Regions from separate parts of the Homo sapiens genome. Here regions 2, 3, 4, 5, 6 and 7 are each linked to region 1. The links are chromatin contacts, found by Hi-C or POLR2A ChIA-PET in ENCODE. All regions are on one chromosome and are shown on one strand. The core of a region is the stretch at or near the end of the contact, and the rest is flanking DNA. Distances in the headings are between cores, read along the strand shown.

Region 1 (2,887 bases), core at 288-2,787:
GTCTGAAAACAAAACAACACAAAACAACCATTATTCTACATTAATGGTTGTTAAAGGTTAATAGTTCATTTTCTGGGTGTATGACAGTTTTAAACACCTAACTTTTAATACTGGATTCAGCCTACTGTTGTTAGCTTTTTGCAGTCATATATGAAGACTATGATGAACATCATTGTAGGTATTCATCTTTGCATATATCCTTAGACATTTCCTTATAGTCTAAGAACTAGCATTTCTAGTGGAGTGGGGACATTTTTCCAGATGTCCATTTAAGAATTATCATTCCATTAGTTAAAAAATTTGCAGGCTATATATTCAAAGGGGATCCCTTCTGTTTGGAATTCAACATAACCAGTTAGCTCAAACCTCAACTCTCGAAAAATGTGTCTCCTTTACTCAACAAACATTTAGAGAATACTGAATATGAGGAATAAAAAAAGATAAAAAAGACCCTGTACTGGGCAGGTAATCTACTGTAGTATGCAGATTCGTTATCAAACAGACTACAATGTATTTAAATTTTGTAGGCGATGAATGCACAAGGCCCTTAAGCTGCATTGAAGGCTGCCTAAGGCAGTATACAAAATCAGTGCTGAATATTTGTTAACACTTAAGGAGAATGTACGTTTTAATTTTCATGTTTGATGCTTGGGGAAAAGATTACATCGCACCACCTATCTTCCCCATATATTGATTATTCGTGTTTCTCACTTCCATGGTAGTGTGCACGTTATTTGCTTAACTTTGGCATATAAATTCAGAAGAAATATCATTTAACTCTGTGCCTAAGGAGGGTATTTAGAAATAACCGACGCAGCTAACATGAGAAGGCAAAAAAAAAAAAAAAGAAAAAAGAAAAAAATCACACTAACGGACTTTTTTTTTTTTTCTAACAACAAAAAACCGTGAGACTTCACTTGGGGTAACCATAACGTCGTCAAGGCTGTGGCGTCACGCCTCTAAGCGGATACGGCAGAAGTTTTGGGGCCAGACACAAGACTTCCAAGTTTGAATGGGCAGCGCAAAACCCAGACAAGTTTTCCGGTAGTGCCGCCAACCCCTGTCAGGCACAGAAGACACAGCGAGAACCGTGAGCCGTTACGAAAGCCTAAAACACTGAGCTCGCGTCCTGCCAAGCAGCAGGCGCACAAACCTACACCTCCGAGCGCTCCCTGGAGGTCCCGCCCACTCTTCTCTCCCGAGCCGGCTAGAGATCTGGAAGAGGGCGGGCCAAGGGTGAGGAGGGCAGTATGCGCATGCGCGCTCAGGACCCAGTCAGTGAGCCAATAAGGAATCTCGCGAGTGTTGAAAGTCGGTGGCGTAGGTCGTCGTCCTGGATGCTGGCGAGATAGATGTTATCTTCCAGAGGAAGAGGAGGAGGCGGCGAAGCGTTTTCCCAGCCTCAGTCTCTCTTTCGTTTTCCTTTTCCCTTCCCCCAACCCTCCGCCCTTCTCTAAATCAGCCGGCCTTCCTTGACCTCAGTGACCCGTCTGGCCCCGCCCACCCTCGTCGACGTGATTCCCGCCGTGAGGTAAGCGCCGGTGGAACCTAGAGCCCCGCGGAAGAGCAGAACGTTTGGGAGTGTGCAGCTCCTGGGCCCGGCTCAGGCCCGTCGCGGAGGCGCGGCGCAGGGGAGCGCTCGGGTGGGAGTCTCGCTCCTCCACCAGTTTATTGCGACGTAGCATCCAGGCCTAGGCCTCCCCGTCCATCCCCGCCGGACTCGGGCCTCTGGCAGCAGCGGGTGACGCAGACGGAACATCATGTCGTCCGCGGCCGAGCCTCCGCCACCCCCGCCTCCCGAGAGCGCGCCTTCCAAGCCCGCAGCCTCGATCGCCAGCGGCGGGAGCAACAGCAGCAACAAAGGCGGCCCCGAAGGCGTCGCGGCGCAGGCGGTTGCGTCTGCGGCCAGCGCTGGTCCCGCAGACGCCGAGATGGAGGTGAGGGCGACTTGCGGCATGGGGAGCGGGTGCAGCGGGGAGGAGGAGCTGGCTCCCTCGCCGGATCGTGGCGATCGGACGCAGAGCCGGGTTTCTCTCTCTGCACCAGACTCAGCTTCACACCCTGTGGATACGAAATGATGCTCTCACTCTTGCTCCCTTGTTCTTACCCTATTCGAGCTAAGCAAAATGGATTTCTGGCTCCTCACATTTAAATTATTTGTCTCTTTCGTGAATCCTGACAAATATTTGAACGCTCTCAGTGAACAGATGTTCTTGGTTACCGTGGCCCGGGGGACCCATCGTTTTTTTCCCACTAGACTCCCATAATTCCCTCTCCTACCTCTGAATGTGGTTTTTAGTTTCCACCAAACTTCGGGGAAGGGCGAGGAGATGACCCCTTAGGAGCGGGATGCACGGGCGGGGTGAAGGAGGCATTTAAAAGCAGCGCGTCCGAGGACTTGGGCCTCCTTTTCTTCTTCCCGGTCCTTGCAGGGGCGGTATCTGTTGTGGGCAGAAACAATGGCGAGAGCTGGATGGCCGAGTGCGCAGTGGGGATAAGCGGGGCGCAGCTGCTTCTGTGAAGGGAGAGAAGGCCCCTCCCAGGCACTATTCCACTGGAAGGGAAGCAACCAAGGCAGCAGCAGCTGTCTCGGATCCCCCGTCTAATTTAGGGGGGATGAATAAGTGTAGGAATGAATTAGAGAACCAGGCGCAGTTGGTTGGCTCTCAGTCCGGCACTTTTCTCTTTTTGGCCTCTGGCCTTAAGAAAAAAAAAAATTAGTACCACTCGCTGCCGAGACTTATGGGTTTGGGTTGGGCAGGGGATGCTGACAGTACTGAGGGGGCTGGAAAGATGGGGGAAGCTGCCAGGCGGGTAAATTGGATATGCTTCCAGGCTTTGCATCTGGGAACAAAGTAATTGCTCCTTCCAATTTTTATTTTCTTGG
Region 2 (2,887 bases), core at 239-2,738, 4.9 Mb after region 1:
CTATAAGATGGCACTTTAAAGACTAAAGCTTAAGAATCTCACAATCATCTATAGACTGCATAGTTGTAAAAGTTCACTATATGTAACTATTTTTTGTCATTCCCCACTACATAACTATTATGTTCCTCTCTTTTATAGATGAGGTAAATGATAGAAATCTGCCCAAGGTCACCTGAGAGAGCGGGAGAACCAGTTAGAACTGAGCACACCTGATTTCTATTCACTCACCTAATTTACCGAGCCACCTGATCTTTCCAAAAATCGCCAAACAAAACTATGCCTCCCTTAAAGGAAAAAGCTCCACTTTAAATTATTTTTTAAAACTTCTCCTCTCAAGCTTTTCCATGATAGCTGCCACGATGTCAAACATAAAATTTAAACTTCACAGCAGGACTTCACAGATGGAGAATGCTGTTATCATTACTATGTAAATATCATCAATAACAGCACCTAGAGAAATGGCAATACAAAATGTTAGGAAGCAATTTGGTGCCTTTAAAATTCGGCGGTTTCAAAAGCTCGTCTGCTATCAAAAGTTTTCCTAACTCCTATGTCATAATAAATAATTAAAACTGATGGTGCCATAAACCATTATTATTTAAACCTGGTCTTTTTAAATTGAGTAGGCAAAGCCACGCACCTAAAATTCAGTAGCAGAGTAAGGATGCCACCAAAAGAAGCTTCGTCCCCTTCTCCCTTGCCCTTAAAATTCCAACTGATGCCATAGGAAGCGTAGCCTGTCTCAAGAGTTTCGCGAATGCTAGCGAACGGGAAATGCACGAATTTCCAGAGCCCCTTTTATACAGGATCTATTAGGATCTATATCTCCTTCAACTGCCCTTATGCGCTACACCTCCGGCTGAGATTTGGGAGCGTCCGCAATTGATAAAGGAAAGAAATATTATTCAAACGTCCTTTAAAAATTGTACAGGGAAAATGATCCGAAATTCATCTTTGGGTAAAGGGAAGGGTGGTAGACCTCCCACTGCCAAAGGCAGTTAAAAGCTGCTAGTTAGAGGGCATTTATCCAAAGTGGCCAAACTTTCCCAAAATAGTCCTCTGGCGGCCAAAGGGGGAGAAAAGTGGAAAACCAAAACAAAACAACAAGCACACAGCACCATACTGACTGTGCCTCCGGATTACGCAGCCACTTCTCCCTGCAAAGTGCACGCTCCCGCGCCGCGGCCGCACGCCGAGCACGGCAAGCGGTGCCCCGCCGCGCGCCCCTACACACCTGCCTCGGCCGGGGTCCGTCTCTCGCCGTCTACCTGTTGCAGCGCTTGCCACCGCCACGAAACCCCTGCTGCGGAGCCCCCCTAAATCCAACCACATCCAGGCCAGCGAGTGCCGCTCTCCCTGCAGCGGGAGAGCCCGAGGCAGCAACGCTCTTGCACCCAGGTGACTGACTGCACGGGCTTCCTCTGAGCAGCCTGAAGTTGGCTCCCGTCTCCCGGGCCCAATGACACCCCGGGCGCGGAGGGGCTGAGAGGAGGGGGCAGGGGCAGGGGCAGGGCCAGGGCGGGCAAAAAAGGGAGGGAGAGAGGGCGGGCGAAAGCCCGGAGGGGGAGTGGGCCAGCTGGAGGGCTGGCCCTTTTAAAAGCGGGTCACATGTCCAGATAAAGTTCAGGTTGCTATCCCGCCCCCCTGAACCCTTCCTATTGGCCCGAAGAGAAGCAAGGCTCCACGCCGCACGGGTCAGGCGGGCTTCTTATTGGACAATCCAGGCTGTCAGTCACCAGGCGGGCGACATGACTGATACAAAGTTGCTGCGACACAGCCTGGACTCGGCAGCTTCCTTAAAGCCGCAGCCGCGGCGGGAGCTTGGGGTGCCGGGCGGTGGCTACATCAGGCGGCCTCCGCACGCTGCCCCCACCCCCATCGCTCGGCCGCCCCAAACTTGCTTACGTCCACCCTGCTCTCCTTCTGACCGACCCCAGGATATCTGGAGAGATGTGAAAAGTGTGCTGACGCGGAAGAAGTCGGTTTTTCCGCGAGCAAAGTGTCGTCCCCTCACGCTCTCCACCTGCAGCTCCAGGTGAGCTGCAGCCCAGACCCTGGCGCCGCCCAACAGCGTCCGCGCGCGGGGAGGACTCTGGGTGGGCTTCACCCGACCCTCGAGGTTCCTCTCCCAGCCCCTTTCCACTGTCTCCAGAGTTACCTCTCAGCAGAGCAGCAGCAGCCTTCGCTGCCAGCGAGCAAGACGATCACGTTCACTCGATTTGAATTTAGTTGTTTTAACCGTGCTGGAAAAACCCTTTAAACACAGCTTTCCTCCCATCCCTTAGACCCCTAACACCAAAAAAAAAAAAAAAAAAAAAAAAAAAAAAAAGAGAGAGAGAGAAAGATAAATGAAAGAAGTGGCAGGGTCAAGAGCTGCTCCTCTACTTCCTTATAATTTTGTCACTGTACTTACTACTTTAGTATTGGATTTTTCCACTAGTTCAATTTGAAAGCAAGCTTACCATCGAGGATATTCACGTTATAATGGGTGGAGGGGGTGGGTCACATAAGTGGGAGAAACAGACAGGAGGGGGGAAGGAACCAAACTGTTTTCTAAGGATCGGTTGTCTGCATGAAGAAATTTCGGTTTCCCTCCAACCGCCCCCTCCTCGATTCTCCTCCCGCCCACCCAAATGCTGCAGTTACTAAGCAAAAGGATGGGGTTCCTAACTTTGATTTCTAAGGACTTTTAGGCTTCTCATGTAAGGCCCCGTTTTAGGCTCCCCGCTGGCCCGGAGTCAGCATCAGTGACGTATACACCTAAATCTGGTCCCCCGGCCCTCGGCGACCCGCAGCCCGGCGGCGGCAGCTGTGCGGCCTCCCGCCTCACCCTCGCTTCGCGCCCGCCAAAGCCCGAGGCGGGGGACCGGGGGACACCCTGTGCCCA
Region 3 (2,887 bases), core at 269-2,768, 4.3 Mb before region 1:
ATCAAACACACGATTACTATTCTCTCATCACCGGATTACAATTTAAACCATTAAGCTGAAGTAAATGTTCATGAACACAAGAAAGGGGGGAATTTTTAACAGTTTTACAATGACGTGTCCCCCTCTTCCTCATTTAATGAAGTACTAAACTTAAAGGCTATTCTGCAGCGAATCTGCCTCCTAGAAAGAGTCCATCCAGGATGCTGGCAGAGGGAAAAAGATTAGAAACTGTGCGATCTGGATTATTCTTGGTGTCACGGAATATTTTTTGAGTCCTTTATGGACATGGAATAAAAATGCCCAAATGGAGCAGAAGAGAGGGCTCGGCTACCCTGATCACAAAGCTCCTGGGGTAGAGTCAGCATCCAGCCCTGGCAGAGCCCTCCCTGTCCTCCTTCCGCGCCCCTAGACCATCCCGTCGCGCGGTCCCTGAGGACCAGCTTCGCGAGGATCCAGAAGGCGGTCACTGGACGTGCCTGTTACGAGCCCGTTTTTGTTTTGCTTAAGAAACAGATTCCGATCCGAGCAAAGCCTCCCTACCTCCCGGGGAATAGGGGGAGATGGCAGCACGGTGCCGGCGTGGAGAGCGAGAATAAAAGAACTGCCGAGTACAACCTGTCGTGCAAGCTAGCAGCGCCGGGAAGGAAAGGTAAGCGGCGGCGATAAGGCACGACAGGGAAGGAAACTGGTGTCCAGCGCCCCCCCCCGCCTGCCCGCCACCCAGAGCGGCCGGAGCCTCCCAGGTCCCGCCCCGAGCTCGCCGCCCAGCCCCGGCGCCGGCCGCAGACTCCCGCCCTACACAAACCCTCCCAGGACGCGCTTCCTCCGGAGCCGGACCCCCGCCCTGGCCTCCCCGCGGGATGAGGCGGGTCAGTTCAGTCCGCTTCTCGGCAGAGGTGACTCGCGCAGAGATGTAAACACGGAGAGACCAGCTGCGCTCGGCCCATCCCCCCCGCCGGGGTCTGTAACCTCTTCCCTCAGCCCTGCCCCGCGCCCCGCGCTCCCCGCGGGCAGGCGCGCAGCGCGCCTTCCCCTTTCTCCAAGTCCCGCTCCGCGACCGTTGCCTGGGGACACTCAGCCCCCTTCCCCCAGCCCCCGGCCGGTGTCACCGCCGCAGCCGCCGGAAAACCCCTCCGCAAACCCCGAAGCAAACAACACAAGCGCGGGGCGGGGGCGCGGAGGGAGGCGGCGGCAGTCGGGACAGCCAGGCTTTATCGCCGCGCCCTTCGCGCTCCCTCTCACCAGCCTCGGCTGCCCGCGCTCTTACCTGCTCTCCGCGACGCCTGGGAAGACCGCGGCGTCCTTTTCCCTCTCAGCAGGGCCGCGGACTAGCCGCCGCCGTTGGCCGAGCGTCCGGAGGGAGCCGGGGCCTCCCCAGCAGCCCGAGCCGCTCCACAGGGAGAGAAGGAGACAAAACAGAGGCTCGCCGCCCCGCGCAGCGACCCCCGCCCGCGCCGCCCCACCGACCCCCAACCGCCTAGGCGACGGCGGCGACACAGAGCTTGGCGCTGGGAGCAATGGTTGCCCCCGCCCCGCTCCGCTCCCGGCCCCCTCCCTCCACCCCCCGCCTCGGCTCCTCCCCCTCGGCCTCCTGCCGCCTCCACCAGGACACTGGAGTCCGCCTCCCCCTCCCCGCCAGCTCAGAGTGCTCCTCCCCTCCCCACGCGGCGGGGGGGCGGGGGCGGCACCGCCAGTCACCGCAGCGCCTGTCAAACGCGGGCCGGCTATTTATACCCCGCGGGGCCCCGCCGCCCTCGGGCCCCCACCAGCCCGCCGAACCTGCTTCTTTTGCTGTCTTGAATCCCGCCCTCTTCTCCTCGCCCAACTTCTCCCAAACCCGCCTTCCCAGGTAAAGACGCTCGTCACTTGTCCGGCTCCTTGCCCAGGGCTCCCCGATCTCGCTCTCCACTCCAGCCCCGGATTGGTGCAGGGGGCTCTGCCGCACGGGGCAGGCGTGTGAGGCCGATGGGGCCGCGCGTGCACCTGCAGCGCCCGCCGGCTTTCCCCCGCCGGCCGGGACCGCACGCACACACCCTCGCCACTCAGGGCCCCCGCAGGCCCCGCCGTCACCGCATCCCCAACTCAGGACTCTCGCCCTTCTCCGGAGACGGCCCCACAGTCGGGCAGTCTGACAGTTACAGGGGGGCGAGGTTTTGCAAAAACTCCTAGCCCGGTCTTTCCAGTTCCCACTCCTCAGCCTTGGCTTAGTGAAAGGTGGGGGTTCGGGCAGGAGCGCGACGCCGGCCCCGCCCCGGCCGGTGACGCACGTGGCGCACCGCCCCGCCAGCCTCGCGCCCCTCGGCGCCGCCAGCTCCTCCTCCCCGCTAGCAAAAGCCGGGCGTAGTACACCCGCGACCCCGCCCCATTCCCAGAAATTACCACCCGCCCAACAGCCCGGCCGCGCGGCGGTTGGTGCCGGCGTTTGCTGGCTGTCGGGTGGCTGGGCCCAGCGCGCAGCTGCGGAGCGCGGCGGGCGGCCCCTTGGAGCTGCCCGGGGAGCTGCGGGCACTCGCACCTAGCCATTGTCGCTCCTTGCGCGGTCCGCAACGGAGAAGTAACTCAAGTCTGAGTGTTGTTGGTGCGAGAATGAGAGAGTGTTCTGGTGTGGGAGTATTTTGGCCCAAGTGCCTGCGAATTCGAAAACGAAAACCCAGCAGTGGCTGCACGCTTCTGGTTTCCACACTTTCACACAAAGGGGAGCCTTCGAGCGGGGCACTCTCACGCGCCTTCAAGTGCACAAAAGCCAATGACACGGTGCCGTGGGTTGCCCTGTGTAGGAGCGTCTCTTTAATGGGCTTTGTAGGCACAGTTAATGCATACAAACGCCTCAGTCTATTTCTTCACCACCACCATTCCCCGCCGCGGCGTTTTCTGTATTTGTTTCTTT
Region 4 (2,887 bases), core at 147-2,646, 4.1 Mb before region 1:
TTCTAGTGAACATAACTTGATATATTAGTGACTGTAGAAAGTCTTTCTACAGCAACAGGAATTATATCAAGGCTTTTGCAAATTCCTGGCAACTCCGGGCATGTTTAAGTTCTACTACTCATCTGTTCTGACTATATTTTCATCTGATGGAATAAGCAGTTCATCTCCTTTCCTAGAACTTTTAGTGCTCTACTGTCCCCCTCACTTTAGTTAAGGTCTGCCATGTCCTCCTCTCCGACAGTCCTTGACTTTCCCAATGGCATATTCATCTGCTCAAACAGATGTCACTGCAAAACAAAACAAACTTTTAACAAAAAGCAATGTTTGCATATTTGGGGCCTTTTGTATGACAATATTGCACGTTTCCTCAGAAAAATTCACGGAGATTCTTTAAGGTTGGGGGTTTAATCTATTGATATTTTCCTTAGGTAGACAAAGACAACCTCTAAGTGCGCTCAGTTAATCTTTAACCGCTACATCATCGTCACCCAGGCACTAAGACATAACTAGGGCATAATGAGTTTTATTTCCACCAGGGGCGCCTAGTAACTACCAGGTTCAACGCTCCCAGGTGGCCGACATGTGATGTGCTCTACTGTTTGGGCTGGGGATATTAGCTCAACAAACTCTGGCCACAAGGATCACGCGGATATTCTTGGGGATGCCTAGCGAAATGCGCTGTACCTAGGCCTCGAACTCTCGCCTGCTCTCCGGTGGGCGGTCTCGAACTCCAGCCTGCTCTCCGGCAGCCCACAGCAATGCGCCTGCCAAGACCTTAGGCTGCAAAACTCGCCACGGCCCAGAGCTCGCCTCCAAGTGCGCCCCGCACAGGGCAAGCTTTCGGCGAGGACTCGCGTCCCACCCATCTAGCCCTGGCCGCTGTCCCAACTCCCGCAGTTCACAGAGGCGGCGGCGGTGAGCGCAGCCGATGCCACATCCTCAGCGGCAAGCTGAAGAAACCTGTCTCCTCTCTGGGGCGACCAAACGATACGTCGATGCCGGAACCGACCCGACGCCGGAGCCGTCGGCTCCGTCCTTACCGTTGCTCTCCAGGTACACGCCCCCGTCAAAGGCGGCTCTGCGGCCCTCTCGCGAGAGAGTGCCCGTGGTACCTCCTTCCTCTCAGTTGTCTGTCTCTCCCCGCCCCCGGAGTGATTGCGCGGCTTCCTCCAGAGGGCGGGAACCTTGGACGTGGCGGGGCTGGGTCAGTCAGGGCGCTGGGCCCAGCCTCTCTGCAGGCTGGCCTTCCGCGCTGCCGTGAAGCCCCCGACAGGTCCCACGCCTGCCTAGGTAGACCGGCGCCAGCCCGAGTGACGCCTGGCGTGTGGCCGCGGGCAGGCGGCTCCGTGCGGCGGGGCGGGCGGGTGCCACACCTGTGCGGGCAAGGGCGGGGCGGGAAGGTGCGCAGGCGCGCTCGGGGCTGGTGGGCGGTGGCTCCTGGGAAGTTGCGCAGCCGAACTGGCCGGCTGGGCGCGCGCTCTTGCGGTGGCGTAATCTCTCAGCCTTTCTGTGTCTCCTTTCCTCCGCCTCAGTTTGGGGCGGGTCGGGGGAATGGCTGAGGAGATGGAGTCGTCGCTCGAGGCAAGCTTTTCGTCCAGCGGGGCAGTGTCAGGGGCCTCAGGGTTTTTGCCTCCTGCCCGCTCCCGCATCTTCAAGATAATCGTGATCGGCGACTCCAATGTGGGCAAGACATGCCTGACCTACCGCTTCTGCGCTGGCCGCTTCCCCGACCGCACCGAGGCCACGATAGGGGTGGATTTCCGAGAACGAGCGGTGGAGATTGATGGGGAGCGCATCAAGGTGAGCGGATGGGGAACTGTTGGGGAGGACAGGGTGACAGGTGTCCCAACCCCACCGTGGGCTGGTCGCTGGCCGTGTGCACGGTGTGTGTGCGCTCCATTTTTTTCTCACGCTGATGAGATTGGAGTTGGGGATTGGAAGGATTGCAATACTGCAAACTTCTAAGGCAGCGTTTCTCAGACTTCATTGTGCATGCGATTTACCTGGGGATCTTGTTTTTGAAAATGCAGGCTATGATTTAATAATCTCGCTGATGATGCAGGTGCAGCTAGTCCGTGGACCACACTTTGAGTTCAGGAGTGTAGGGCTTATCTACCGACCCATTTACTGTGTGTGTCGTGTGCTGGGAGTCAGTCAAATATGAACGGAGGAAAAACAGTGAAATTGCGCGAGAATGGAAAATTCATTTAATCAGTAATAGTTATTAAACATTCATTCGAGCAGTGCCTTAGATGTTGTGGAAGTAAAGCCTATTGCCTTTGAGGAAGTACTTAGGTATTCTCTTGCATACAGTTTTGCTGTAGTAGTTTCTTTATGATACTGATTTTAGAAAAATCTATTTTCCTGCAGAAACATTCTATATGTGATAGTTCCTACTCAGGTTGCCAAAAGCATTTCTCATGATGCCACCTCAGACACACGCCCAATTCTTTATTCCCTTTAAGTCGTTATTTTTGGTCCCTGGGACTGGGGACACTGAGTGACAGTAATAGTGGAGAAGGTAGTATAGGCCCCAGGGCAGGTTTGAAGTTCTGAGGGGTTGGAATCTAACAGTGGAATGAGGATCAATGACAAGGCTTAGGCCTCTTGATGGTATAAACCTTAGACACACCTTCATAGCAAGCCACCACTAAATGCCACCTGTTGATGCCACTCCTTAAAACATAGGTGGAACCACCTTGCCTTATACTACTGCTTTAAATCAGCGATCGTCTTTATCTCAGTCTCTTGGTGGGGATGGGGAGTGGTGGGAGAACAGGCTTGCTTTAGACGTTCCTACCCTCGTATCTTAGAGGCAAGAACAATTTATTTTTCAGTTCCCTAATCATCGCCCCCCACCCCAACGGGTTATACTGCTAATGATGGT
Region 5 (2,887 bases), core at 261-2,760, 4.0 Mb before region 1:
GTTAGATGAAGAAATAAGTTTTAATATTGGCATTACATTGGATACTTTTCAAGAGTTCAGAAATATTAGTCTGCTTAATCTCCCCTTAAGATCTCAGAAGCACTGCAAAGGGAGTTATGTTTATGAAAACATTAAAACTGATTTTTCCCTAGTGTAACAATAACCATGTATCCTTATGCATTTGTAGTGTCGCCACTTTTTTTCTTTATCCTTCGTCAGAACTTGTGTTTATACAAATCAGACAGAAACCAGATTCAACCAACAGCTAAAAATTATTTACTCACATGCTTAGTTTAAAACATTCTGGTATCATACCACACCACACTGAAAAACATCACGACGTACTGTATGGAGTGGAACCAAATAAATACGCTAAAGAGTATTTTCCAGTATTCGCTGTTACAAAATCATAACATCCTATGATACAAACAACGAGATTGTATAACGTCCCCACATCGTTTTTTCAGAACTAACAAAAAAAAAAAAAAAAAGGTGGAGAAACTCAGCAAAACAAAGTGGCGAGAAAAGTCGGGGGAGGGGCGGTAGAAGAGAAGGGGCGGAGAAACACGACACTGAGGCGGTGATATCACCCACAGCCAACGGCATGGAATTCAGAAAGTTAAGTGTCACCCAGCAATCTCGGTGCGGACTCGCGGCGCGCCTGCACAGCGTGGCGGCTGCATCCCAGCCAAGCAGGAAGGGGGAGGGGGAGGCCTGACTGAGTTCGCTCGGGGGCAGCTGAGGGGAGGGCTGCCCGCCTCCCGGACGGCGCACGTTCGAGTCCCGGGTCGGGAGACTTGTCCGTCGCCCGACAATGATTTCATCTTTTCGGAAGAGCTGCCGCCTGGGCCGCGGCTGCCACGTGCCTGGTCTGGCCCCGTGCGCTGCGCCGGGGGACCTACCCGGACGGGGCCGCGGCCGCCGCGGGGCGCAGAGGCAGCAGAAGGGAAGGGCTGGCGGCCGGGAGGGGATCGGGGTGGCCAAAACTGGGCTAGGGGATTGCTCCGCGGAGTCCGCCGGCCTCAAGGGGCTGCCCTGCGGAGTGCACCCACCCTCCGCGCCCAAAGGCGGAAAGGCCAGAGCGCGGGGCAGGTTTCGCAACTCCGAGGGTGGATGCAGGCTGTGGCCGGGCGGGATGGAGCGGCCGTGCGTTTCCAGCGCCCCCGGCCTGGCGGAGCCCCATTCTCGGCCTGCGCCCCGCCGCGCAGTGCGCGCTCCCGGCGGCGTGACCGTGGCTGTCGGGCCCCCGCCCGAGCCGGGCAACCGGCCACCCGTGTAGGGGACAGTGGCGGCCGCGGGGCCCGGCGCCGCGCTGTTCGCAGCCCGCCACTCCTTCCGCGCTCCAGGCCCTCTGCGCCTCCTCCCCCGGCCCCGGAGAAATGCTTGTACCTTCCACCGCCTCCTCCACCATCTCGTCGTCGCTATCCATGGCGGCTGGGGACACTGCCCAGCTCGGGGCTGCGCGGCTGCCTCCCGTCCCTCTGGGTGCTCCCGGCGGCTGAGCGAGCTCTGGGGCTCGCGAGTTTGGAGGAGGAGGAGGAAGAGGAGGAGCAGTCGGGGCTGGCTCGCACTGCCTCCCCCTACAGCCCTTTCAATTCCTTGGCCTTCAGCTGCTGCGGCAGCAGCCGTCGTCCCCCCTCCCTTCGCCCACTTGCCCCTCGCCTCGGAGGCTCCGGTGTGCCGCCTTGGCCGCTGCCGCTGCTGCAACTTTCTCCTGTAATACCCTCTCTTTGTTATCGAGCAGCTGATCCGCTGACATCACCCAGCGCCGGTGCGCTCCCTCCCTCGCTGATTGACAGTTCCCTGTCCCTTTCCAGAAGTAAGGCTCCTTAAAACGAAAGGCGCTCCGGGGCCGCGCGTATTCCGCGTCCCAGCCAACCCGCCTCCGGCCCGTCAGCGTTTCTCTTTTGCTTAGGTGCGGCTTGGCGCGCCCCGAGCGCTCAACGCGGTCCTGGGCGCTGCGGGCTTCTCGCGGACACTTGGACCGCCCGTAGGGGCTCCGAGCTCCCGACCTCCCGTTGTGCCGGGAGCAACTTGAAAGTCCGTCGTGCACTGTCCGTGTTCCCTCGAGACAACCTCCAAAGTGCCAGGGAAGCTAAGGAAGCGTTTCTGACGCTCTGGCGCCTGGACTTCCTCTCACCCTCGCCCCCACATCACCCCGTCGCCACCGGGAGCTGCACGAGTGCGACACGCAAGGGAGCGCAGGTGTCCTCGCGGTCCCGCATCACATCCGCAAGCCGATTTCCCCAGCTCGGGGGCTGTTATCTGGCCCGGATTCCGCAGGATGGCGGGTCCACCCCAGCGCCCCCACTCCCCGCCCTCCTTCGGGTCGCCAGGCCCTCGGGTGATTCAGAAATTCATCAAATCCAAATGGCAGCGGGCTCTCTGTCAGGCAGGAAACAAGCCGCACCGAAGGCTCGGCAGGTTCCTCCTTGCTGCTGTGGTAATGGAAAAGGAGCCGCCGAGTGGAGCTAACGAGGAAGGAAGGACCCTCCGTCTGGCGCGCCTCTTTCCCGCGCCTCCCGCCCTGTACGTGTGATGTCCCCAGCTGTCTCTCTGTTTCTCCAAGTGCCAACCACTTCACAGATTCAGGCGTCCTCAAGTGGAGAAAACCATTGGGCACCCGGCTTCCGGCCCGGCCACTTAGTGTCGTTATGGCGCTGCCTCTTACAGGTGGCGGTAAAGGGCGACTGTAAATAGCCGATTAAACAGATGTAAATGTACACAATGTACCGTGGAATTACCGGGTGCCGCTCTGGGCACCCGCCAAGAACAGCTACTGCATGGAGGGGAGGAGGGAGCAAAAAAAAAGTAATTCCATTTTGTTTTCTGATCAATGAATGAGACTTTGGGGATTTCAAAATACTTCCAGCGCCCAGGAGACTAC
Region 6 (2,887 bases), core at 140-2,639, 3.4 Mb before region 1:
CGCGCCCCCCACCACCACCACCACCCCCAACGCGCGCCGCAAGCCCGCTGCCCGTGCGCCCTCACCATGATCAGCGTGTGGTTCCTCTGCTCCGCCGAGGCAGCCTCCGCATCTTGCTGGGGTTTGCTCGGGTGCTGCTGTTTGCCGGTGCCGGCGCCCGATTTCTTGGCCCTCTGCTCCAGGGTCCGCTGGTAGAGGCTCACGGTGTCCCGGCGCTCCAGCTCCAGCTGCTCCACCTGAGCCTGCTGGTACCTGTTCTCGCAGTTGACGTGGTGCCGACGGCAGCCCTCGATGCGCTGGCGGAGCCGCTCCACCACGGTGCTGTGCTTGGGAACGGCCGCCGAACCGCCGCCGGGGCCCCCGGAGCCGCCGCATCCACCGGCTGCCGGGTGATTGCTACTCGGAGCAGCGGGAGTACTATTGGGAGTATTATTCACACCGATCCCGGCCCCGCCGAGGCTGCTGTTCAGGCTACTGTTGATGCAAATACTACTGCCATTCGCGGCAGCAGCGGGGGCTGCGAAATCCCCCATCCTGCTCCCCGGGCACACTATTTTGGAAGAACTTTTTTTATCCACCCCCCTATCAGCCTCCTCCTTGGGTCCAAGGATTAAAATAGTTTAAGTGGAACGCGGGGGAGACGCAAGCACATGGATGGAAACGGCGATCCCGACGGGGCGAAAAAAACGGGGGGGGAGATTTTGGGGTGGTTTTTGTTTCCTTTTTTTAAACTGTAAAAGCTCAAGGGGAAGAAAAGGGGGGAACGTTATCGGAATACCATCAGACACCTATCAACAAAAAGAATCACAACAAACTGAGCCAGCAGCAAATCGGGTTGCAACTCAAGGGGAGATCCGCTCCTTGCTTGCCTTCTTTTTATAATCCATTATTTTCTAATAAATTCCAGGAGATTTCCGGTGGTTGGCAAGCATTTTCTCCCTACATACCGAAAAACACACCCCATGTACACACACAAGCATATGCCTCCAGTGCGGACACGCGCGACACACACTCACTCCACACCGCATCGGAAAACGGCAAGCTTGCTTATTGCATTTTCCTTCCACAAAAAAGTTTTGGTGTTTATGCCGCCCCGTGTTCTCAAAGTACTTTGGCTGCTCAGTTGCATTTCACAGGAACCTAGATATCGAATCCTCGGGCTGGGGGAAGTAAACACATGGACAGTCCGAGGCGACTGCAAAAGTAGATCGGTGAAGTCCTTTGCAAAACGCCGCGCAGAGAGCAGCACCTAACGCTCGGCTGGGCTGCCGCTGCCGCCGCTGCTCCTGCCACCATCACAATGATCAACTGCTCGCCGCCGCCGCCGCCGCCGCCTCCTCCTCCTCCTCTCGCTCCTCCACCTCCTCCTCCTCCTCCATGCCAGCGGAGTGATATCAGGACGCGCGAGCTCAGTAAACACGGCAGCGGCGGCGGCTGGAGGCCGTGAGACAGGCCCGCGGACACGGCGCAAAACCCGGCCCGGACTCTCACCCGGCAGGAGCGGGCGCGGCACGCACCAGCACCCGGCTCCCGTCTCCGTCGCCTCGGCGCCCGGCGCCCCTCCTACGCCCCCAACCACACTACCGCCCCGCCGAGAAGCCCAGAGCCGTCGGCGACGGAGAGAAGAAAGATTCTGGGGGGATCTCAGAAATAAATCAACTTTTGACCTGTGTGTGTGCGTGAGAGCGTGTGTGAGTGTGTGTGTCTGTGTATGCGCGCGCGCGTGCGCGGGGACGCGCCTGGTAGGGTTTCCTTATTCCAAGGAAAGTATCAAGCGATCCCAAGTTGTTGTTATACATTTATGCATTATATTGCAGAACTGTGCATGACCAGGCAGAAACATTGAAGCTTTACAGCAGTTGTCTGTCATCCCTATCCATGTGGAAAGAAAAAGGCAAATGAGTGACTTGTTTTTAAAACCCAGGTAATAAGTCTGCGCTAGTAACAGCGCTACTTACGGACACTTGTTCCAAGTCTAGGCCAGACTGAACACACAAATACCAAATTCTAAATAAATAGAAATAGGCATCAAAAATGTGTAATATTTAACTCACTGTACATAATGATTGTTGTTACTAAGTCAATTATTGTTTTACTTACCCTTGGAAAAAAATAAAGCAAGCAGGGACTTGGAGGTGAGACTAACAGTACATTTAAACAGACTGTTTTGAACACTAGGTGCTAATGACAGCAGTAATTAAGGTCCTTCGTAAATCAAGTGGAAAGATTGCAGATTTCATAGACTAGAACTATAGAAAAAACACAGCATTTCACAGTTTGTCATGACCAAAACAAAAACAAGCAAAAATAACAGGCCTACTTTATTGCTGGATATATTTCTTTCCATTTCAATGAATTCACAATAAGTACAATTAAAATGGACTAGCAACTGCAGAAATCAATCTAAACTTTCCATTTTATTAAAGCACATTATCTTTCCCGATATTATCTAAAAACAAAAATAACAACTAAGGATCAAATATTCTTGAATATGGACTTAAACCATTGCATATACATATTTTTAAAAATTAAGATGGAGAAATTATTATTTCTCTAATAATCAGTAAACTATAAATCTTGATTGTGAGATGTTAATTATAAGTCATTTTGTATTATTTCAATAAATCTTAAGAATTAGTTTTTAGGGTAAAAATACACCCCAGTTTTCTAAAATAGCCAGGAATAAAAGAACTTTGGATCTTATGCATTAGTCATGAGATCTGATTTAAACCATCTTCATTTCTTGGCATTGCAGATTAGCACAGGATGCTATTTCTAACCTCATAATGTCAGCGATAAGAAGCTATATTTTTCTTCAATTAATCAGTTCTATATAGTGAACGATATTTTTAATATTCACTGGATATATGGCAAAATGGGCAGCAAA
Region 7 (2,887 bases), core at 260-2,759, 3.1 Mb before region 1:
AAACAAAATGTGGCATAATACACATAATAAATGATATATAGAACTATTCAGCCTTAAAAAGGAAGTTCTGCAATATGCTATAACATGGATGAACTCTGAGGCATTATGCTAAATGAAATAAGCCAGTCATAAAAGGGCAAATTCTGTATTATTCCACTTAGGTGAGGTACCTAGAGTAGTCAAACTGATAAACACAAAGTAAGATGATTACTGCCAGAGGATGAGGGGAATAGGAAATGGAGAGTTGCTCTTTAATAGGTATACAGTTTTAGTTTGGCAAGATGAAAAGAGAGATTGGTTCTGGAGATTGGTTGGAGAACAATGTGGAATGTATCTTATACTACTGAAGTTAAAAATGGTTAAGATGGTAAATTTTATTCTATGTATATTTCACTACAATTAAAAATATTTAAAAATACTGTTCTAGCAAAAACAAAAGGTTGCTTTTAATAGTTTCTCTTGATCTTTGGTGTCCTGCAATTTCACCGTTGCATAGAATTCTTATATTAATCCTGCTCAAGAATAAGTACTTCTTGAATCTGAAAATTCAAATATTCCACAATCTTGGAAAATTCTTAGTTATTACTCTTTGAATACTGCCTGCATCCATTCTCTCTAGTCTCTCTTTTTTGGCACTCCTATTAGATTTATGTTGGATTTTTTTTCATTTATTTAGCTCCTACATTGCATTCTAGTAAATTTCCTCAAACTGAATATTGCAGTCGCAGCCAAATGCATAGTTCTCAAAACACTGAATAGAAGATATTTTTATATAGCTCTTAAAATGATTAAGGCGATGTGTCAGCAAACTGTGCCAGAAGTAAAAAGTCAAGAAACAGGGAGACATAAGGCTTGTCTCTACAGCTTAGGAGGCTGTGCCAAAGCCAAAATAATAATGTATTGCTGTGGATGTCTACCTTGTACTCAACGAATATTAAAGCAGGATGCCGCTTTGTGTCAAGTACTAGATTACGATGAACGGTGTCACGAAGAACACTCCACTCTTGATACCGTATATGTGACCTTGAGCAAGAAATGTGTTCACGCTCAGGCTTCAGTTCCTTTCTGTGGGTTGCTGTGAGGCTCCACAGGGGTAAGGTAAGCACAAGTGCTATGCCTCAGTACCACTAGGGTATTTTCTCAATTCTAAAATATTAAATGGCCACGCACTACAGATTTAATAATAGTTTCGGAGGAGGGGCGTGAGGAGAGGAACATTCCACTAGCTCAACTATAAGCTTTCCGATTTCGGAAATAAGAAAAATATGAAAAAGTCTGCTTTTAGAATTAAGGAACGACGGTGTCGCGTTGACTTTCTCTGCTTGGTTCGCAAACGCTCTTTTCTCGAACTTGAATGACTTCTCTGTCGCTCATACCAACCTCTTTCCTGAATGACTTCTCTGTCGCTCATACCAGCCTCTTTCCTGATTTTCCACACTGGGATTCTCACTCCAATTCTCAGGTTTCCTGATAGACCTGATGAGCCGCTTCACCAGCGCCGCTTAGCTTCGCTTCTTTACTGTCATTGGCTGTCGCTGTTCCAGGTCCCGCCCACAGCGACCTCAATCCTGATTGGATGTCAGTGTCCTTTTGTTATGGCAAAGGTGGATCCCGGTGCTTTGAGATTGGACGACTGGGGTGAGGCGGGCAGCTAATGCGCAGGCGTGTATTCTCGAGTCAGGATTGGCGGGCGAGCGGCTGGGACGGGATGGGATTCTTCTCACGGCGCACGTTCTGTGGGCGGAGTGGGCGGAGCTGCCGGGGTCAGTTGGTCCAAGTGTCCCGGCCTGAGGTGTCGGCCGGATCCCTCCTTCTCCCGGCGCCTCAAGCGGAAGGTGAGGGCCGTCCCGGGCAGCGGAGGGCCTGGCCCCAGGCGACTAGAGCTGCATCCTCAGTACCTCCGAGGGCCTGGAGGGCGGGGCGGGCTGGACGCGGCCCTGCGCACCGGGGGCCCGGGAGGAGCGGTCTCGGGCCTGGGCATTTGGTGGGCGGCGGAGGCCTGGCTCCCGGCAGAACCCTTGCGCGACCTCTTTTTCTCCTGTTTTCGTTGTCAGGCCCAGGCGTTCTTTGGGAGAGGGACCTCTCGCGGTCCCTGACGCAGACATCGTGTAGCTTTCTCCCCGCAGCTCCTGGGTCGGGAGCCGCTTTGCAGCTCTCGGCTCTGGAATTGGACTGCGGGAGGGGCGTTTGGGTGGAATGGGACCTGGCACGCCTGGACCTTCCCGTGGCTGCTCTGCGAGAGCCTGAGAGATGGGAGGGGAGGCTGAGGTGGGGAGGGAGCCTAGAGAGCCGTAAAATAAGGATTGGACCATTTTTCCAGGCGGCGAAAGCGGCACCTGGGTTTGTTTCCTGATCGTCTTCTCCCCCAGAGTCCTGCTGAACAAGTTTTGGGAAGAAAGGTTTGGAAAGGAGAAAGAGGATACATTCCTGAAAGGCAGGGCTTCTGTTATACAGTGTGTCAACCTCACACTATTACGCAACAATAAGGACAGATGCCATTCCAGGTTGCCAACACGTTTTCTATGCCCGAGGACCCAAAGCTGTGCCCATGTATTCTGGTACCTCTATTCCTGATTAAAATCAGTGTAGCTAGCCATTCTCTGAGAGTATAGCTTCCATTTAAATCCTCATTTGGCCAAACAGTTCCTTGATCTTGTGGAATTTGAAACTGGATTTATTTAACCAGGACAAGTCAAAGCAGAACTTGAACAGATCTGAACAGACATTATATTGAAGTTCCGTAGCTTGAAGGGAATGGAGTTTATTTTCAGTTGCTTAGTAAAGATTCCAGAGGAGTTTGACATCAGTGGTAGCAAAATGTTTGGCAAACTTAAGATTAGGGCCATATTAAAGTTTTTTCCATTGCATAATGGAAAAAGCATGGACT

The links. A loop is a pair of places that touch in the nucleus more often than their neighbours do. ChIA-PET counts read pairs that join two places held with the same protein, here RNA polymerase II (POLR2A). Pooled maps may share reads with other maps.
Region 2: a map of naive thymus-derived CD4-positive, alpha-beta T cell shows a loop between it and region 1 (38-fold over the local background). The contact joins the promoter of NR3C2 here to the promoter of SMARCA5 in region 1. A Hi-C loop is called at or near these places in 2 of 168 maps with a recorded cell type or tissue (both naive thymus-derived CD4-positive, alpha-beta T cell) and 14 of 50 pooled maps. POLR2A ChIA-PET finds 5 or more read pairs at or near these places in 2 of 52 experiments (PC-9 and naive thymus-derived CD8-positive, alpha-beta T cell).
Region 3: a loop to region 1 is called in a map of CD4-positive, alpha-beta memory T cell, with 11 times the contacts of the local background. The contact joins the promoter of ELF2 here to the promoter of SMARCA5 in region 1. A Hi-C loop is called at or near these places in 2 of 168 maps with a recorded cell type or tissue (CD4-positive, alpha-beta T cell and CD4-positive, alpha-beta memory T cell) and 9 of 50 pooled maps.
Region 4: a loop to region 1 is called in a map of gastrocnemius medialis, with 19 times the contacts of the local background. The contact joins the promoter of RAB33B-AS1 here to the promoter of SMARCA5 in region 1. A Hi-C loop is called at or near these places in 7 of 168 maps with a recorded cell type or tissue (CD14-positive monocyte, CD4-positive, alpha-beta memory T cell, CD8-positive, alpha-beta T cell and 2 more), 2 of 37 single-sample maps with no recorded cell type and 15 of 50 pooled maps. POLR2A ChIA-PET finds 5 or more read pairs at or near these places in 1 of 52 experiments (T-cell).
Region 5: a loop to region 1 is called in a map of CD4-positive, alpha-beta T cell, with 8 times the contacts of the local background. The contact joins the promoter of SETD7 here to the promoter of SMARCA5 in region 1. A Hi-C loop is called at or near these places in 3 of 168 maps with a recorded cell type or tissue (CD4-positive, alpha-beta T cell and naive thymus-derived CD4-positive, alpha-beta T cell) and 9 of 50 pooled maps. POLR2A ChIA-PET finds 5 or more read pairs at or near these places in 2 of 52 experiments (T-cell and activated CD4-positive, alpha-beta T cell).
Region 6: a map of CD8-positive, alpha-beta T cell shows a loop between it and region 1 (14-fold over the local background). The contact joins the promoter of MAML3 here to the promoter of SMARCA5 in region 1. A Hi-C loop is called at or near these places in 2 of 168 maps with a recorded cell type or tissue (CD4-positive, alpha-beta T cell and CD8-positive, alpha-beta T cell) and 10 of 50 pooled maps. POLR2A ChIA-PET finds 5 or more read pairs at or near these places in 1 of 52 experiments (naive thymus-derived CD4-positive, alpha-beta T cell).
Region 7: a loop to region 1 is called in a map of CD8-positive, alpha-beta T cell, with 11 times the contacts of the local background. The contact joins the promoter of SCOC-AS1 here to the promoter of SMARCA5 in region 1. A Hi-C loop is called at or near these places in 6 of 168 maps with a recorded cell type or tissue (B cell, CD4-positive, alpha-beta memory T cell, CD8-positive, alpha-beta T cell and 1 more), 2 of 37 single-sample maps with no recorded cell type and 16 of 50 pooled maps.

What each region holds. Positions count from the first base shown.
Region 1 is chr4:143,512,165-143,515,051 of GRCh38, forward strand. SMARCA5 (SNF2 related chromatin remodeling ATPase 5) reads left to right here and starts at 1,538. Exons shown (of 24, transcript NM_003601.4): 1 at 1,538-1,937. The coding sequence starts at 1,761. SMARCA5-AS1 (SMARCA5 antisense RNA 1) reads right to left here and starts at 2,673. Exons shown (of 2, transcript NR_104027.1): 1 at 2,281-2,673; 2 at 1,308-2,061. RefSeq lists enhancers at 969-1,018, 1,039-1,128, 1,159-1,228, 1,259-1,628, 1,919-1,978 and 1 more.
Region 2 is chr4:148,440,926-148,443,812 of GRCh38, forward strand. It overlaps NR3C2 (nuclear receptor subfamily 3 group C member 2), which reads right to left and starts at 1,489. Exons shown (of 9, transcript NM_000901.5): 1 at 1,235-1,489. RefSeq lists a silencer at 1,397-1,686.
Region 3 is chr4:139,175,700-139,178,586 of GRCh38, forward strand. It overlaps ELF2 (E74 like ETS transcription factor 2), which reads right to left and starts at 1,519. Exons shown (of 10, transcript NM_001331036.3): 1 at 1,268-1,519. LOC105379412 (a long non-coding RNA gene) reads left to right here and starts at 456. Exons shown (of 4, transcript XR_007058273.1): 1 at 456-649. RefSeq lists an enhancer at 490-539, silencers at 1,140-2,099, 2,110-2,489 and a cis regulatory region at 2,856-2,887.
Region 4 is chr4:139,452,645-139,455,531 of GRCh38, forward strand. It overlaps RAB33B-AS1 (RAB33B antisense RNA 1), which reads right to left and starts at 1,397. Exons shown (of 1, transcript NR_159964.1): 1 at 1-1,397. RAB33B (RAB33B, member RAS oncogene family) reads left to right here and starts at 1,477. Exons shown (of 2, transcript NM_031296.3): 1 at 1,477-1,800. The coding sequence starts at 1,552. RefSeq lists enhancers at 765-1,104, 1,725-1,774 and a silencer at 1,175-1,504.
Region 5 is chr4:139,554,709-139,557,595 of GRCh38, forward strand. SETD7 (SET domain containing 7, histone lysine methyltransferase) reads right to left here and starts at 1,511. Exons shown (of 8, transcript NM_030648.4): 1 at 1,390-1,511. The coding sequence starts at 1,429. RefSeq lists silencers at 819-1,008, 1,139-1,308, 1,369-1,428, 1,649-1,758 and an enhancer at 2,499-2,668.
Region 6 is chr4:140,152,795-140,155,681 of GRCh38, forward strand. MAML3 (mastermind like transcriptional coactivator 3) reads right to left here and starts at 1,390. Exons shown (of 5, transcript NM_018717.5): 1 at 66-1,390. The coding sequence starts at 533.
Region 7 is chr4:140,371,883-140,374,769 of GRCh38, forward strand. It overlaps SCOC-AS1 (SCOC antisense RNA 1), which reads right to left and starts at 1,510. Exons shown (of 5, transcript NR_033939.1): 1 at 1,381-1,510. It overlaps SCOC (short coiled-coil protein), which reads left to right and starts at 1,764. Exons shown (of 4, transcript NM_001153484.2): 1 at 1,764-1,835. RefSeq lists enhancers at 1,447-1,948, 1,644-1,693 and a silencer at 1,854-2,053.